Linked DNA regions of Homo sapiens: region 2 is linked to region 1. The links are chromatin loops, found by intact Hi-C in ENCODE. Cell type or tissue: mammary epithelial cell. All regions are shown on one strand. Links, peaks and the distances in the headings refer to the core of each region. The heading gives the core; the rest is flanking DNA. Region 1 has its middle 110 kb from the start of HMHB1. Region 2 has its middle 51 kb from the start of HMHB1.

Region 1 (9,427 bases), core at 851-8,850:
ACTCCAGCCTGGTGACAGAGCAAGACTCCACCTCAAAAAAAAAATTAATTAAAATAAAATAAACAAGTGATTGATATGCAAGCAAAGGAAACTAATATAAAACCTTATACTTTTCCCAGTCTGTGTGTATTGCCTAGTGGTTGCTTAATTCAATAAATCTCTACCCAAAAAAAAAAAATCCTGGTTTTGTTCTATTATATTGTCTTGTAACCAAATACATCCAATACATATCTGCTTCAAATGTGATTTTAAGGTATTAGTGCTGTTTATGTGGGCTCTATATTAATGATAATAAAAATGCATGCCAAGCACTTCTATGGCATACCATGTATGCAATCTAAGAGCTGGCAAAATAAGAAATCAAAATCAGAGCTCCTAAATTCAAAAGTCAGACAATTTGAAGTGTTTTTAAGTCTATTGGAAATGGGAACTCTAGTACACTGCCGGTGGGAGTATAAAATGCTACAATCACTTTGGAGAGCAATTTGGCAATTATCTAGTAAAGTTCAAAATGCAAACACCTCCAACCCAGAAATTTCACTGCTAGATATATAGCCTAGAAACCACACGTGTACATGTACACAAGAAGTCTTTTGTAATAGGAACAAAAATGGGGAGTGCTGGACAGCACTAAATGTCCTTGATAAATGGTTGGATAAACTCTGATGTAGTTATAAACTGGAATACTACATAGCAGTTAACATAAATAGGTATACATATATGTATTAAGTTGGACAGATACCACATTTAGTTAAAAAATGCAAATAGCGGTCCCGGTTCTTGTGTAAGAATTCTGACTGCACAGCCCTGCACTTCGGCTGTGTGTAATGAAAAGGGTTGGGATCAGTCAGGGAGAGCTAGCATGGGGGCAATCTTTAAAGCTGTCTTCGGAGGCCTTTCCTACAGGGTCTAAAAAGGCCGCCGCAGTCATTTCTTCCCTTCTGTCAGTCATAATTCCTCAGTTTCGCCTTCCCACCTCTATACAGTCTGAAAACGGACCATCCTTTATTAGTCAAATCAGCCAAGCAGTTTTTCAGGCTGTTAGTATTTAGCGAAACCTTTATATCCCTTACAGTCCTCAGTCTTCAGGAAAAGTAGAATGGACTAAAAGTCTTTTAAAAACACACCTCACCAAGCTCAGCCACCAAATTAAAAAGGACTGGACAATACTTTTACCACTTTCCCTTCTCAGAATTCAGGCCTGTCCTCGGGATGCTACAAGGTACAGCCCATTTGAGCTCCTGTATAGATGCTCCTTTTTATTAAGCCCCAGTCTCATCCCAGACACCAGACCAACTTAGACTCACCCCAAAAAACTTGTCATCCCTACTGTCTTCTGTCTAGTCATACTCCTATTCACCGTTCTCAAGTACTCATAAATGCCCTGCTCTTGTTTACACTGCCAGTTTACACTGTTTCTCCAAACCATCACAGCTGATATCTCCTGGTGCTATCAATTCATACAAAACCATATCCAGGCCATCACCAATAATTCTACAGAACAAATGTTTCTTCTAACAACCCCACAATATCACCCCTTACCACAAAATCTTCCTTCAGCTTAATCTCTCCCACTCTAGGTTCCCACGCCGCCCTTAATCCCGCTCGAAGCAGCCCTGAGAAACATCGCCCATTATCTCTCCCTACCACCCCCAAAAATTTTCGCCATCCTAACACTTTACCACTATTTCATTTTATTTTTCTTATTAATTTAAGAAGACAGGAATGTCAGGCCTCTGAGCCCAAGCTAAGCCATCATATCCCCTGTGACCTGCACGTACACATCCAGATGGCCAGTTCCTGCCTTAACTGATGACATTCCACCACAAAAGAAGTGAAAATGGCCTGTTCCTGCCTTAACTGATGACATTATCTTGTGAAATTCCTTCTCCTGTCTCATCCTGGCTCAAAAGCTCCCCTACTGAGCACCTTGTGACCCCTACACCTGCCCGCCAGAGAACAACCCCCCCTTTGACAGTAATTTTCCTTTACCTACCCAAATCCTATAAAACAGCCCCACCCCATCTCCCTTCGCTGACTGTCTTTTCAGACTCAGCCAGCCTGCACCCAGGTGAAATAAACAGCCTTTTTGCTCAAAAAAAAAAAAAAAAAAAAAAACAATGCAAATAACAGAATGCAAAATATAAAATAGACCATTTTTATAAAATTTCGAGTCACAAATAATGCTATAACATTTTGTGTCTGCCTAACTAGTAAAATATGAAATCATGAATTGGAGGATATTCAACAAGTTCCAAAGAGATGCTGACTCTGGAGAGGGAGAGAAAGAGAAGGGGATATTCCATCTGGAAGGGATACAAAAATACTGCAGCTTTCTTTGTAATGTTTTATTTTGTCTTTATTAAACACAATTTTAGAAGCATATATGGCAAAATGTTAATTAATTCTGGGATGAGGACACATGAATATTTTCATACTATGTACTTTTCTGTGGTAATTGTTTTTCCAAATAAAATAACAAAACTTCAGTCACTTTTTGTTACTCAGTGCACTGTAATACTGTATCAGTTGAATTTAAGGAACCGTGACTCTAAATTGTTAAATATACTGCATTTTATTCATTTACAGTGTTTATACTGGATGACTAAACTAGGGCGTTGGAACACGGTCCATGGAATTTCAGTCTAATTAGTTCTCATTTATATGCTTGGTAAATGTAGGGAAAGTAGAATTTTAAACATCTGTTTATTCAAGGTACACAAACCAGAAAATGTTTTCTTTGGTTTTCTAATATTATCCTGTGCCAACATGAGTATTATCATCAGTTTACAGGATTTTTCCCACTGAGAGATTCAGGGTTAATGTTGCTATATAAATGGCACCTGGATCCTATTTTGGGAGAATTTATATATCCGTACAAAGTGTGGAAACGAGAGAATTTTAGTGCAGAGCGTCTCATTTAAGTATAAACAATATGAAAATCACTTTTCATGCTATAGAGTTGTAGCTTTTTCTCTCTCATATTTCCTGCAAGTGTGACTCATCTTGTCTGAGCCCTAGAGCTGACATGGATAGTTACCTAGGTCTCAGTAAGAAACTGAAAGAGAACACAGGCAAGGGAGAAAGGTAGAAATAAGGTTTGGCCTAAGAAAGACTTGGGTTTAAATTCTGGCTCTGTCATTTGCTCATTGCATGACTTTAAGCAGACTACTGAAGCCCAGCTGTAAATCAGAGATAATTAGAGTGATGCATCATGGATTGGATGAGAATTAAAGGAGATCCAGCATGTACATGCATTTCAGAGCAAAACCAAGACATGGTACACTCAGGAGTGGTGGCCATTGTATTTATTGCTGTTGTTGCTGTCGCCATTATATCTAAAGGGCCTAAATCCTTATTTCCTTTTAGCAGGCACAAAGCTATGCCCACTTAGAATCGAATTCAGCAAGTTGTTTGTGCTTCTTTGATATGCTGCTGCTGACCTAGTAAGGGATAAAGAACGAGGAAAATTTGGAGCCTTTTTAGAGAATATTAAGGATGAACCTCACCAAGGTTTGATTTATTTTTCTTTTTATTTTTTGTTTAGTTTCATTAGTTTTTCTTTTACTTTTTTTTAAAGCTTTTTTCAAAGAGGAGATGGGAAGCTATTTCTTAAGGAGACAAAGACATCGTTGTTGCCATCCAATTCCAATTTCAGTTCTCTTTCTACTCACAGTTTCATCCTCCTGGTTCTCACTTTCTCCTTCTAATAAATGCACCCCATATTTCATTACAAAGATCATTTCTTTCATCCACACTCAAGGTTGAAAATCAATCTCATAGACTACTTCCTCCTTAACTGTTTGCTGATAATGACTTAAACCCATTCACTTTCCCAGAATAAGAACAATAAAGGTAGTATTTTAATAGTGAAAGTTTTCAAAAACTTTTTTACTAGTGAAAGGTTTCAAAAAGTCTTTAAAAGTTGCTAATCCTAGAATTTCAGTATTGTGACAGGATGGCAAAATAGCCACTTTTGTGACAAAAGCCTTAATTACATAGCATTCAAGTATGCCATCTAAGTGTCAAACTCTTCTGTTCTACTTTCAGATTGGCCTTGATTCTTGCTTCATGTGACATGCGAGCCATCATGTTCCCTTCTCAAGCCCACAGAGGACCTCACTAATTGAGCACAGTATTCCTTCTGGCAGGACCTGGTTGTGACTCACAATTCTTCCTGACACAGCACTCCAAGTAGTAACCGTCAATCTTAGCCAATAAGGAAATTGAAACCTATTGGCCCTCAGTAGCTTAAAATGTATTTGTTGATTTTCCAGTTGTAGAAAAGAAAAGTGCAAAGTGACTCATTTAAAGAAGAATTAGAAAACAATAGAAAGGAAATCATGGTCTCTGCTTTAGTTTTATTTACATATTTATTTACTTACTGAGATAGGGTCTCACTCTGTCACTCAGGCTGGAGTGCAGTGGCGTGATCATAGCTCATTGAGGCTCAACCTCCTGGGCTCAAGCAATTCTTCCACCTCAGCCTCCTGAGTAGCTGGATCCACAGGCACACACCACCACACCCAGCTAATTTTTGTAATTCGTGTAGAGACAGGGTTTCGCCGTGTTGCCCAGGCCGGTGTTGAACCTGAGCTCAAGCAATTTTCTCACCTCAGCCTCCCTAAGTAGTAGGATTACAGGCTGCTTTAATTTTAACTAGCAACCCATATATTCAGGACTATAGAAGGAACTTACTATAAAGTGAAATAAAATATAGTCATATACAAGTAATATTTTTTAAACTTTGGAATGAGCATTTAATAATCCTGTGAAAGGAGAATTTTCTTTATTTTTTAAATGACAGAAAATTACAAAGCCATTGTTCTTCCTAATAAGTTCCTATTATGTTTTAGATTTATTTTAAGCTAGAGATAGAAAACTGTTCCTACCATGATGTCATGTTGTATTTATTTCTGGTCTCATCAATTGAGTCAATCAAGAGACACTCTCATGACACCTTCTTGCCAGAATGAACACTGTGAAGTAGGTTTAGAGCCCAGCCAGACAGATTTCGAATTGGTTGAGTGATGTAAACTTTCATGATGGATTAAATGGAGAAGGTGAGAACCAAAAAAGGAGTCCAATATGATCTTGAAGTTTTGAGTCTTGAAGTCTGGGAAAACAAGGGATCTTCATAAACACAGAAAGTCAGTAGGAGAAAGCAGCTGTTCTGGGAGACAGGAAAAAAAAAGTTCAGATTTAGATTTTTTTGAGATTTAAATTTAGAATTCAAGGGACTTCATAATGGAGAACATCTCACATGTATTTGGCATTACAGGCCTGGCCTTTGAAAGCCTGGGGGTAAAGATTTTGAAATCTTGTCCTCAAGGGATGGTAGAAAGAAATGTTGTCCAATTTCAACCCCATTTCTCATCTGAAAGATATTTGAAGGATGCCAGAAATTGAGAAAAGGCAGAGCTGATTCTACAGTGAGTCACTGGGATTCTGAAGAAATATGAGTGGCAGCTCCAGAATTTCTATATGAGGAGGAGGAGGCAATTTACAAGTGGAAGTCTGGTTGTAAGATGTAATAAGCTTGTTGTATATATGGCAGCTTACAACAGATTGAAAAAATAGATGTTTACTTTCAGAATACAGAAGGGAAATTGCAGAGATTATGAGAGAGTGCCTAAGAAGTTACCAGTGTCTTATGCATTGATTAGGTAGAAAAGATTAGGTAGAACTTTCAGACAGTTTGAACTCTCCAGGCTCTACTAGAATGATAATCCATTTCTGTATAAAAACATACAAAATCAGTAAGTTACTGAATAAAAGTGATCATAGCATAATTTGATGTTAGATAATCTATAAAATATATAATAAAGGCAGTTCAAGCAATTCAAAATTTATTTGAATTTTTCAGTTATGTTGACACTATTCCTAGTTGAGAAATAAAGTTGTGTTTATTTTAGTGAAAAGGTGACATACCTTGACCAGTGTTCCTTGGAGTCTCCACTCTTTACCAAGGACATTTAGCAAACATGGCAATAAAAACACATTTAGATCTGTGAGATTCAGTCAAAGCCCAGAAAAACTGTTCTAACCTGAACCACATGATCTCAGCACAATGCATGTCATTGACTTTCTCAGGCTATCCAGGATTTGAATATTGAGGAGGTGGTGAATATTGAATATTGTCCAGTGGTGACTCATACTGAGTAAGACTATATAGACTTTCTCTTTAACATGTTAGGTACCGGCTACAATAGTGACTTTCCACTGACTCTGACCTATAGCAGAAGTAGATTTCACATTGTGACCCAGAGCACATCCTGCAACCAAGGTTTTATGAACCAATTCTTAACTTCACCATATATACTACACTTTCATATTTTCTGTTCTTAATTTTGTTATCACTCTTTGATTTCATGACCCACAAGTAAATCATGACTCAAAGTTCGGAAAATATTAAGCGGCATGGTAGCGTTTTCCTATTTATGGTCATTTTCATTATCCTTTTTTGTTAATGTCTTATGTACTCAGCACTAACAGCCAACTCTGGTCCATAGTCTCAGCATATAAGAAACTATATTACCTTCACAACTATAATAATTCATCATACAAGTACCAAGTGGATATTAACTTGACAATAGTGGTCTTAGATTTATTTGCATTTAAAAAAATTTAAAGTGATATCCTTACTACAATGGAGTTAGGACAAAAGACTGGAAAACAGAGAAACCTGATGATATAGTGATTGCTAAAATATTCGTAAGGAAATATGGAATAGTCAGAAAAGAATACTGTGTATCTTCAATGCAAAACTATGCATTGTTTAGCATATACCCTTCCAGGTTATCTGATGCTAGCTTTTTATTAATTTTGAGCTATTTTATAGATCTGTACATTGTAACTAACTGATAGCAACGAAAATAATTCTTGTGTATATACATGAATTCCATCCAGTGGCGGGATAATCCTCCTTTTTCATTCCTGCCTCTCCCCAAAGCCAGTTGTGTGAGTGAAAATTGGTAAATGCATTCTAATACTCCTGATATCTAGGTATATCTGCCCTTTGGATTCTACTTTGAACAGATTACATCATTTTATTGGTTCCTTTATTAATAAAGCGTTAAATAAAATCTTTAGCACCATTTCACATTGTCTGAAACTCATTTTACCCCCTTTTTTGTTTTTTTTTAGAAAATTCACCTTTAATGTATTCAAAAGAGTTTTACCAGAAATGGAAAATTCTGCACCATTAATTCAAGAAAAAAAGTTTAGCCGGGCGCGGTGGCTCATGCCTGTAATCCCGCATTAGGGGCGCGAGGCAGGCGGATCACGAGGTCAGGAAATCGAGACCATCCTGGCTAACACGGTGACACCCCATTTCTACTAAAAAAAAAAAAAATTAGCTGGGTGTGGTGGCACGCATCTGTAGTCCCAGGTACTGGGGAGGCTGAGGCAGGAGAATTGCTTGAACTCAGGAGGCAGAGGTTGCAGTGAGCTGAGATTGCGCCACCGCACTCCAGCCTGGGAGACAGGGTGAGATTCCGTCTCAAAAACCAGAAAAAAAGAAAACGAGTTTAGTTATTTTTCTATTTGGTACTTGTTCTTTGTTTTCCAATTTATGTTTCTGCAGTAGTTGCCTTCATTGGCCAAATATATTGATGCTTGTAGTGATGCAACAGAAAATATGTTAAGTTTCATAATTTATATTTTAATATAAATTTTTATATTTCTGTAAAGTTTTTAATTTCCATAAAGTCCAATTTATCTATTTTTTTCATTTGTTGCTTGCACTTTTCGTATTGTTTTAAGAAAGATTTGCATAATAGAAGGTCATGAAGATTTATTCCTATAGTTTCTTCTAAAAGCTGTACAGTTTTCACTGTTATATTTAGGTCTATGATCCATTTTGAGTTAATTTTGCATATGATGTGAGGGAGGGGTCCAGCTTTATCCTTTTACATGCAGACATCCAGTTGTCTCAGCACTACTTTTTGAAAAAACTAATTTTCCCCCTCCACCCCCAGCCTTTCCCCCACTCCCCCACCACCTCCATTAAGCTGTCTTGGTCTCCTTTGTTGAAAATCAACTGACCACAAATGTATGAGTTCATTTTTGGACTTTCCATTTTATTCCACTGATTTATATCTCTATTTTTATGCCAGTACCATACAATCTTATTTACTGTAGTTTTGTAATACATTTTGAAATCAGGAAGTATGAATCCTTCAAACCTGTTCTTTTTCAAGACTGTTTCGGCTATTCTAGATCCCTGACATTTCCATATACATCTTTATGGTTTATCATTACAACCCAGAGGGGTGGAGAAATAAGTTTCAATTTTATCCTTACATTATTCACAAAAATATACATGTGTGTTTGTATATACAAATATACACACACAAAAGATAAATGGACATCTTATTTTTCTCTACTCGGCATACATTCTCCCAAATTCTAATAATAGGATTATATTGGTAAAAGCTCTCTGATGCCACACCCTCATCCCCTGCCCTGATTTCATGTGTGTGACCCAGTCCTGGAAAATAAGTACAATTTAACTATTTGGTTAGTGATTGGTTTAAAAATGGACTCAGCCAAGCCAAGTTAGTTACTTCATTTTGGGGACTTTATTAGAGCTGTCGGGAAGAAGTTTTCTTTCTATGTAACATCGCCTAAATGTAAAAAAGAAGCCTGGACCTGCGCAACCATTCTTGCAACCAAGAGGGAAGAACCTGCCTGTGGATGGAACCTACACACAAGCAAACAGAGCCCGGAGTTGAAGGGCCTGAAAATGAGCCCTAAGTACATCATCTGAGTCCTGTGTTTTGTTATACCTGAAGCATGTCCAGTGTGAATGAGTATCTATCGTTTATAATCAAAAATGTCCTGATTAAGAAAAATAAGAGGATGAAAAAAATCAGTATGTATATTTGAGTCATGGAACTATAGATAATTTTTATATTTTCTTTCTTAAAATAAGGTAGATGCATTACCTTTATAATTAGAGGAATAAAATAAAAAATGTAACATTCTTCTGATGCTCTTCAAAAAGTTGGATGTCTGAGTCAATTCTCTTTGGAGATATTAGTCAAGCTACCACACAAATACTGGATTTATAAAATGTTGAAGAATCTAATTTTATGGTTTGATTATGCATATTTTTTCTCCTTAGTTCCACTTACTAAAATCAGCAAATACTGGGGCTTTTGTGATCCCCCAGCATACATTTTCCAGAGGTCATTTTCCTGTGTTGTGGAAGAATGTGAATAAAAGCACCAAGTGGAATTATTGTCTCCAGGACACAGAAATTTGGGATAAATACCTTAGTCAGATTTGATCCTGGGAATATACAGGGACAGCATTATGCACTAAATCCTGGTTTCCCCCATTGGAGGATCCTAGGGTGGAGGAAAGTTGGAAAAGAAAGAAAAGAGCCAGTGCTCACATAGTCCTTCTTGTGTGCTTGAGTCAA
Region 2 (9,427 bases), core at 692-8,691, 59 kb after region 1:
CAAGTCTAACAGCAACCATAATTTGGAAGTGGCATTTGGTATAGTGATATTCTAAGGTATCTACAACATCAGAAATATGATATGAAAATATCTGAATTCTGTTGGTGACGAAGCCATAGGTCCTGCATATACTACTATGGTTTGTTATCTACATCTATAATTAAACGGAATGTTAAATTTCACTAAAGTGAAGGTGAAAAGGGTATAATTATTTTTTCCATCTATGTTCACAAGCCAACACCACAGAATTAGAGACAGCAGTGCTTCCAATAGAAATTGATGTTTATGCGGACAACAAATGTATGAAAAAAAGCTCAATGTTTCTGATTATCAGAGAAACACAAATCAAAACCACAATGAGATACCATCTTATGCCAGTCAGAATGGTAATTATTAAAAAGTCAGGAAACAATAGGTGTTGGCGAGGCTGTGGAGAAATAGGATCGCTTTTACACTGTTGGTGGGAATGTAAATTAGTTCAACCGTTGTGGAGGATGGTTGAAGTATGGTGATTCCTCAAAGATCTAGAACCAGAAACACCATTTGACCCAGCAGTCCCATTACTGGGTATATACCCAGAGGAATATAAATCATTCTACTATAAAGACAGATGCACACATATGTTTATTGCAGTGCTATTTACAATAGCAAAGACATGGAACCAACCCGAATGCCCATCAATGTTTAACTGGATAAAGAAAATGTGGTACATACATACCATGGAATACTATGCAGCCATAAAAAGGAATGAGATCATGCCCTTTGCAGGGACATAGATGAAGCTGAAAGCCATTACCCTTAGCAAACTAACACAGGAACAGAAAACCAAACACTGCATGTTCTCACTTATAAGTAGGAGTCGAACAATGAGAACGCATAGACACAGAGAGGGGAACAACACACACCAGGGCCCATTAGGGGATGGGAGGTGAGGTGAGGGAACTTAAAGGACTTAAAGGACGGGTCAATAGGTGCAGCAAACCACCATGACACACGTACACCTATGTAACAAACCTGCATTTTCTGTGCATGTATCCCATTTTTGTTTTGTTTTATTTTTTAGAAGAAATTAAAAAAAAAAAAAGAAATGGTGGAACTTCCTTAGTGAGCTGGGCATGTAGTCCCTGCCTGCAGAATGCAGCATAAAACAATACTCCATTGAGCTCACCGTCTCCTCTGGGGCCCCTAAGCCCAGTTGTCCTCCTAAGATCAAGGAGAGGAAATCAGCCACCTATCTTTTCCCACTTCCACCAACTTTCTTTGCTCTATAAAGCGCTTCCAAAGGAATAAGAATCATTTGAAGACTCTAAGTGACCCAGCTACCAGCCAGCAAAACCTCCAGAGTTGCAGTAACATGATACCAAAACACTGGGAGACAAAAGAGAATAACATGATACAATATTAAACACCAAGGCAAAAGACTGAAACAGTCAGAGCAGAAGTGGTCCCATGAATTCCCACACATCTTAGGTGTGTGTAGACTGTGGTGACAGTAGGACCTCATGGTGAAGAACACAGGCTTGAGTGTCAGATGCATTTACATTGCAGTTCTTGCTCTGTCACTTGCTAACTCTGCATCGGAGCATATAACTTCATATCTCCAAGCCTCAGGTTCCCCACCTGCAAAACAGAGATAATTATAGTACCAACCACATAGGGTTACTGTGAGGATTAAATAAGGTAAGCATATAAAAGGATTTGGCACAGTGATTGACACAGAGTAAGTGTTCAGTTAATGTTGTTAGCTTTTAGAAGTCACACTACTATGTAATTTCTTTTCTGTGTTTGTTGTTGTTGTTTGTTGTTGTTTTTCGGTTACATGGTTAAAGCACCTGATATAGTGTATCACCTGCACAAGCATGCTGCTAAATTACAATCCTGACTATACTGAAGGGAATCAAACAACAGGCTCAAGCTATCTCAAATGCTATACATGAAAGGAGAGCCAGCGGGGTATCTCTTCTATAAAAACTGTGTCTAACAAAAGTAAAGGCCTCTTGCTATACTTCAGTTGCTGGGCTGAGCTGACTACATTTTTGTTCTGCATTAGACCTGTAAAATCCTGTCGTAGCTGTCTCCTTTGCAAATAGAGTTCGGTCCACTGCCAAACTCCGAAATAAGATGCTCAGTAACTTTACCCCAGCTGTTCACTTCAGTTAGCGCATGTCAATACAAGTGAGGTCTATTATGGTTCAGTGATTTTCCATCACTTGTCAGTCAGCACACTTTCTTCTGGTTCCCTCTCCCTCGTGGCTCCCAGACTTCTTAAAGAATTTCTTACCACTTTGCTCCATTTCTGTTTCCCTGGTGCCTTCCTCCTCATTTTTCTGCCAAACGTTCTATGAGAAACTGGCAACAAGTCTGAACACTGGCCAGAAGATAAAAAGCACATAGACTTGGGAACAGAACAATGCACGTGGTCCCTCTAAAAAAACAGTCTCCAGCCTAAAAGTTTAATCCCTGAAAAGCTATTGTTTACTTTCCCAGCATTAATTAAGTTAATAAATCTACCAGCTTCCCAGATAACAATTTGTAGTCCAAGACATATTCCAAAACAAATTCCTAGATGAGGCAAGATATCGGCAAAGCAATGCCCGGGATCCGTTGCATGGGTGGTATCAAGCAGCATCTGAGAGGCTCTGCCTTAGCTGCACATCAAAGCTTAGAGCCTATTTTAAAATGACATCCATGACTGCTGGGGGAGGCAAGGGGCCACATGGTGGCACCCAAAAGTTGAGTAAGGCCAAGAAAATTCAGGACACATAGGGAGTGAGTATGGTATGGAGGTTCGCAGATTCCCACAAAGTACCATACATTTGTATAGCATAATAATATTGGTTTTGATTAGATATTTTTTATTTGATCCCTTAATAATCTTAGGTGGATTAAAATTATTTGAGCCACTTTAGAATCAAGAGAACTAAAGCTAAAAGGTTATGATCTGTCCAAAGTCACATGCTAAAAATGATGCAGCCCTCTTGATTTCTTCATTATTGCACCAAGGAGAAAGTGAAAATCCCATTTGATTTCATTAACCTAGATAGTTGTATAATTCAATTAAACTACTTTTCCAGAGCATCTATCTACAGTACTTTGCTTTTATGTGACAAAAGGCAGTCACTGCAATTGGAAAGACTTATAATTCATCATCACATAGCCACTTCCCAAACAGGGCCAGAGCAGACATGCAAATTTGCATTTATTCTCAGAATACCTCTACCTAGCTCCCCCAGGCAGCTATCACCTCATGATACCACCTACCTAGGTCCTCTAGGCAGCTATCAATTCAAATTGGCCACATGAGATAAACCAATTTGCCATTTCTAACTAGTCCAGTATTTTTTCTACCATAAACTACTGATATATCCAAATGGAAAGGAACAACAGATTTTGAGAAGAAACTATTTGAAGCCCTGCATAAAATTTTTCTATTACCATTTTAAAAACAGCAGTGGTACTTAAGGACACAGATACAGTAACTAGCCAAATAATCTGTCTTTCCATCAGCCCTGTATTGGTGACCATCGTGTTTATATAGTTTTTTTTGCTTTGTTTTCTTTTGTTTTGTTTTTTGAGATGGAGTTTCGCTCTTGTTGCCTAGGCTGGAGTGCAATGGCACGATCTCGGGTCACCGCAACCTCCGCCTCCTGGGTTCAAGAGATTCTCCTGCCTCAGCCTCCCAAGTAGCTGGGATTACAGTCATGTACCACCACCCACCTAATTTTGTATTTTTAGTAGAGATGGGGTTTCTCCATGTTGGTCAGCCTGGTCTTGAACTCCTGACCTCAGGTGATCTGCCCACCTTGGCCTCCCAAAGTGCTGGGATTGCAGGCGTGAGCCACCATGCCTGGACTATATAATCTTAACTATAAATTAGATGGCCCTCTTTTCTCTTTATCATATGATTTTGGCCTCTCCACCTGTGACACTGTGGTATGAGGCACTATAGGGGATGCAGTAAATGACTATTTACTAAGCACCTGCTATGTGCCACGTACTCTTCTAGGAACTGGGAATATAGCAGTGAACAAGATGAGATCTATATTCTTAAAGAGCTTATATTCTAGAGGCACAAGACAGACAACAAGGAAATAAAAAATAAATATACAAGATAACTTCAGTTATTGAGATGTGTTGTAGAAGAAATAAAATAGGGTGAGTATGACGGAGTGTGCCTTGAAGACCTCTTGGCAGAGGTATTTGAACTGAGACCTTAGTTATGAGAAGAAATCATCATTTGAAGTCCTTAGAGCACAGCATTCCAGGCAGAGGGAACAGCATACAAGGGCACTGGCAAGCTTGGCCTGCTGGAGGACAAGGAAGATGGCCACAGTGGCTGGAGCAAGTATGTAAAGAGAGAACAGTGTGAAGTAAGCCAAAGAAGTGATCAGGGCCAGATTTTAGCTCCTTGTGAAGGGCCCTGAGAAGGAGCTCAAATTTATTTTGAATTATCTTAAACTCATTGTAGGACTTTCAGTAGAAGAGGAATCCCTAGTGATTTACACGTTTAGAAAGTCAGTAAGAATAAAGCACAGTTGCTGCCCTCAAGGAGCAGGTACACTACACCACTAATTATAATAGAAGGCAGTCATTGAAGGATGAGCTTTGCCAGTGCTAAATTCTTCACCAGTCTCAGGAATCCAGCTGGTAAATGGTGCTCCTATCTGCACTATATTTATAATCTAATGCCAGGAGTTGAGTAGTAAAGGACAAAATTAGCGGGTGTCTTTGAACTCAAGGGGAAATACTCATCACTTTTATTTTCTTTTTGAAATGCAATTACTAACTTTCAGAGAGTACAATAAAATCTTTTCAGTCCCTCCAGAAAGGGCTTCTGTGGTGCAAGTCCTGACATCCAATCTTTCATTTCTTTGATTTGTGGAGAAAGAGAAGCATGATCCCCTACGCATTTTATACTCAAAGCAATCCCTCTTCTTTTGTGTTGGCTGATGGGGCCATTTGAAAACGAATGTTTAAAAAATGTAAGTCTAGTTAATGAAAAGTAAAGTCATTATTGAGGTAGTGTCCTGCATCCAGGAGCTTGTCATCTCCACAGGCAGCAGAATTTCTGGGGTCAGGATCTCTGGGCTCTCAAGTTGCTCTATAACCTTAAGCAAATATTTTTACTTTGAGAGTTGCCCTTGGTTACTCATAGCCAAAATGAGGGAATTGATTTAGACCATCCCTGAGTTCCTCCATACCACTTTTACTTCCAATAATCTGCTAATCCCTCTTTAGTTGGGTTGATTTTTGAGGTCCACTATGTTGACAATGGCCCTGTGCATTGAGAAACAAGATAGAGGGCAATTCAATTGAGGAACTTTAGAAATCCTGGGCTGTAAAGAAGGAACTGTGTAATATCCTCAGAGGGGCAACCCTTATAAGGAGGAGGCTGACTGCACCAACTATTTGTGGTCTCCATGAATGTTATTAACTTACTTTAAGTGTACCTAAAGGTACTGAAGGGCTTACAAAGGCATATAATACCTGCTTCAGATAACTCATGGTCTATCTTAGAAAGTAAGACATAAATATATGAGAAGTTAAATAATGCAGTACAAGGTGAGTAATGTGATCTGCCACAAGGTGTTACATGATTAATTATTACATAAGAAAAGTATGGAGCAAAATAAATGTAGAAAAAAACATGAGCACATAACCTCTGAGAGATGAATTCATTTATTTATTCAATTTATTCAATCATTTAACAAGTATTTACGGCATGCTCACTTTGCCAAGAGCTCTGCTCAGTGCTGGGGTGGTAAGCCAAGGTGGATATGCTGTTGGATATATCAATCAATTGTTGAAGTGTTGGAAAGGGGCTTATCCCTGCTGAAGTGTCAGATTTCTCCTGTTTCACATTTGCCACCACAAAGATTGTACTATGTTAGTCCGTTTTCACACTGCTATCAAGAACTTCCTGAGACCGGGTAATTTAGGAAGAAACGAGGTTTTATTGATTCACAGGCCCACAGACTGTACAGGAAGCATGGCTGAGAGGCCTCAGTTAACTTACAATCATGGCAGAAAATGAAGGGGAAGCAAACATGTCTTACTAAGGTGGAGCAGGAGAGAGAGCTAAGGGGGAAGTGCTACACTCTTAACCAGATCCCATGAGCACTCACTATCAGGAGAACAGCCAGGGGGAAATCTGCCCCCATGAGCCAATCACCTCCCATCAGGTCCCTCCCCCAACAATGGGAATTAACAATGTGACATGTGATTTGGGTGAGGACACAGAGCCAAACCATAGCATGTGCATAGATCAAACTGTGAACTTAAGATATCAGAATTTCCTTTGGCTTGTCCCAAGATTTGCAGAATTGGAGATCTATTCAATTATCAGTTATGTATTACCTTTCTTTTCTCCAGTGTTCCCTGCAGAGCACACATGTCTTCCATTTGAACTCCTCTGAGGACAAAGAGCTCCTTTCAGAGATGTCCATTTCCACTAATAGATAACTATGGAAATTTTATCTCTTCATATTGAGACAGACTCTTCTCTCTGCTCCTTTCGCACAATCATTTGCCAGTTGATAGAGGAATTTGTAGGCTCCTGCCCCAAAGGGAATTTTACAAACCTCCTTATTTACTGAGATCAAAGAAATGTTTAATCAGAGCAATTTCAAAGAAATAATAGTATTTTAAACAGATATTTAAAAGATAATAATTAAGCTGCTTCATTACCTTTCAACATACCTGATTACACAGCAGGTAGGGTAAAGGCAGATTGTTTTAAGCTTCCTTTAGTTCTACTTGTTCCTTCAGCAAAGGCTACCACCTCATTCTTCCTGTATCACACAGGGTGCATTTTAATTTAATAAAGAAAATATATACTCGTATTTAAACCAAACGCCCAAGTTTAAAAGGTGATGCTGAATTTCAGACGCTATTTCCTGGAAGTTTGTCTTAGATCTTGCTTTCATTGGCTCAATTAGGATGACTTTGGCAGGCATTAAAAGTGATTCTTTGCAGAGTGGGTTTCACTGAACGATGTTTCCTGGTTCTTTGTGATCTCTGGGACCCAGAAATGTATATATAAACAAAAAAAAAATTTGCCTGTTTCAGGAACTTATTATCTTGCAACACTTAGATTTATCTCTTATAGTGATTTCCATTTATTAATTCATGTCTGTTATGTGGCAGGCACTCTGCTATGCACCCAGGATCCAGTGGTGAACAATCCCCATTGTTGGAAGGGACACTCACCTAGGTTGATTCTGAGACATCATTGGTTCTTCTCTCAGTTATTGACACAACTGTTATCTCCAGGGTGTAAGCACAACTGGCTGCTCATCCACAGGTTCACACCATGTCCTCAGGACTTGGTCTCACTCTCTTCTTCTCTCAGTTGCTGTTCCTCTGGACTGGCTCTGTCCTCCAGCAGGTGTCCCCATGGAGGCCAGGTAATGATCAGCAGCTCCAGGCCTACCTCTTTCTCTCAGCAGTGCCACAACAGTCCCTGAATGTAATGTAACCGAATCCCATGGACCCCAGTTGGGCCACATGCCCATTTCTGGACAGTTCCATACTTTTCCAGAGGGTAAAATATACTGATTGGCTGGGCCTGGACCACTTCCTTGGAGCAGAGGTAGTGGGTTAAATGGGGCCAGCAACCTGAACCTGGTAACCCCTGGACAGAGAGTGAGAAGGAACACTCTGAAAGATGAGGGAGTGAATGCTTGGCAGGCAAAAACAGCAGATGTTCTCTACAGAAACCTTTTGTTTAAGCATGGTTGCATAATTTTGAGCTAGAAGATAGGATCTTGCTGGTGGGGAGGTAAATGAAGATTGATCATTATATTTAACTAGTTAGTGGCTGACCCTGGGACAAAACTCAGGTGTTCTGACTTCTTGTCCAATTGACCCTTCATAAATGTTTCCTTTTTTTTTTTTTTTTTTTTTTTGAGACAGAGTTTCACTCTGTCACCCAGGCTGGAGTGCAATGGCGTGATCTCGGCTCACTGCAACCTCTGCCTCCCAGGTTCAAGTGATTCTCCTGCCTCAGCCTCCCAAGTAGCTGGGACTACAGGCACGCGACACCATCCCCAGCTAATTTTTATAATTTTAGTAGAGACGAGATTGCACCATATTGGTCAGGCTGGTCTCGAACTCCTGACCTCAGGTGGTCCACCCACCTCAGCCTCCCAAAGTGCTGAGATTACAGGCATGAGCCACCGTGCCTGGCCCAAACGTTTCCCTTTTTAAAGTCAGTCACATAATTTGTGGGCCCCAGTGCAAAATGAAAATGTGGGGCCCTTTGTTAAAAAATTATTAGAATTTCAAGATGGCCATGGTGAAACATTAAACCACGGGCACAGATCACACACAAAGCCAGTCCTGGTCAGGTAACACCATTTTCCTTGTATGCAGTGCACAGTATTTGTCAGAGTACAGCCATACAAAGTCTTGGAAGACATTACCTTTAACTCCACCCAGATTTCAACCTAGTATGAAAATAGAAGAATTACACAGACACAAACCAAGGTACAATGGTTTTGGAGAAAAGCATACAGCTGAGCTCTCTTTTATGTCAACAGATCTTCCACAAGAGTAAATGTTATATTGGGCAAAATAAATAGGGATATAAATTCCATAAAGAGAGAGGAAATAAGTCTTACTCCATCCAGAGTTCTGCCCCTGGCTCTGCCACTAACTAGTATTACCTTGGGTGTCATTTGTCCACTGGGCCAAGGGTGTTCTATTTTTTCCCTGCTGTTTTTGCATATGAATCTGTTATGGACTGATTTGCATCCCTCTAAATTCATGTTAAAGCTCAAATTCCTATTTGGAGATAGGGCCTTTAAGGAGGTAAAGTTAAATTAAATAGAGTCATAAGAGTGGGGCCCTAATCCAACAGGACTAGTGTCCTTACAAGTAGAGAAAGAGACACTGGAAATGTGCAGGCACAGAGAAAAGGCCATGTGAGGACACAAGAAGAAGGCAGTTATGTGTAAGCCCATGAGAGAGGCCTCAAGAGAAAGCGATCCTCTGGTGCCTAGATCTTGGATTTTCAGCCTCTAAAGCTGTGCGAAAATAAATTTTTGCTGCCTAAACCACCCATCTGTGGTGTTTTGTTATGGCTGTCCTAGCAAACCAACATAGTACTCAATAAATAACTGCTTAAGGAAAAAGAGGAATCCTTAGTGGAACTAGGTAACCCAGAGAACAGAAGATTTAGAGTAAGTATTAAAATTATCGATGGCAGAAGGAGTGTGTTTTGTCTATCCCTGGGGGATGATCTGAAGCCAATAAATTGGAAGTTATAGAAAAGTAGACCTTGGATCAACACAAGAAAGACTGTCAACAACCAGACTTTATTATATTTCCTCCAGGGAGAACATTATCACAGACTTCTAGAGTTCAAGAGCAGCTCAGAGGGAGTCCAGTTGCAGGGAGAATACTAGCAAGTAGAGACTGATTGGAG

What was found. Peaks named below come from ENCODE experiments on the same cell type or tissue, not always from the same donor. Only the 100,000 strongest peaks of a DNase experiment are listed, where the experiment ranks them.
Region 2: it touches region 1 in a loop (5-fold over the local background); 3 of 110 quality-filtered maps call a loop at or near these places.

What each region holds. Positions count from the first base shown.
Region 1 is chr5:143,917,671-143,927,097 of GRCh38, reverse strand. No RefSeq gene overlaps it. Among named protein-coding and RNA genes, the nearest start is that of HMHB1, 110 kb to the right of the region's middle. In mammary epithelial cell, for the core only: no CTCF peak of the experiment used is centred there; DNase peaks (open chromatin) are centred at 5,397 and 6,097; H3K27ac peaks cover 4,045 bases.
Region 2 is chr5:143,858,379-143,867,805 of GRCh38, reverse strand. No RefSeq gene overlaps it. Among named protein-coding and RNA genes, the nearest start is that of HMHB1, 51 kb to the right of the region's middle. In mammary epithelial cell, for the core only: a CTCF peak has its summit at 7,356 (motif pointing right); no DNase peak of the experiment used is centred there.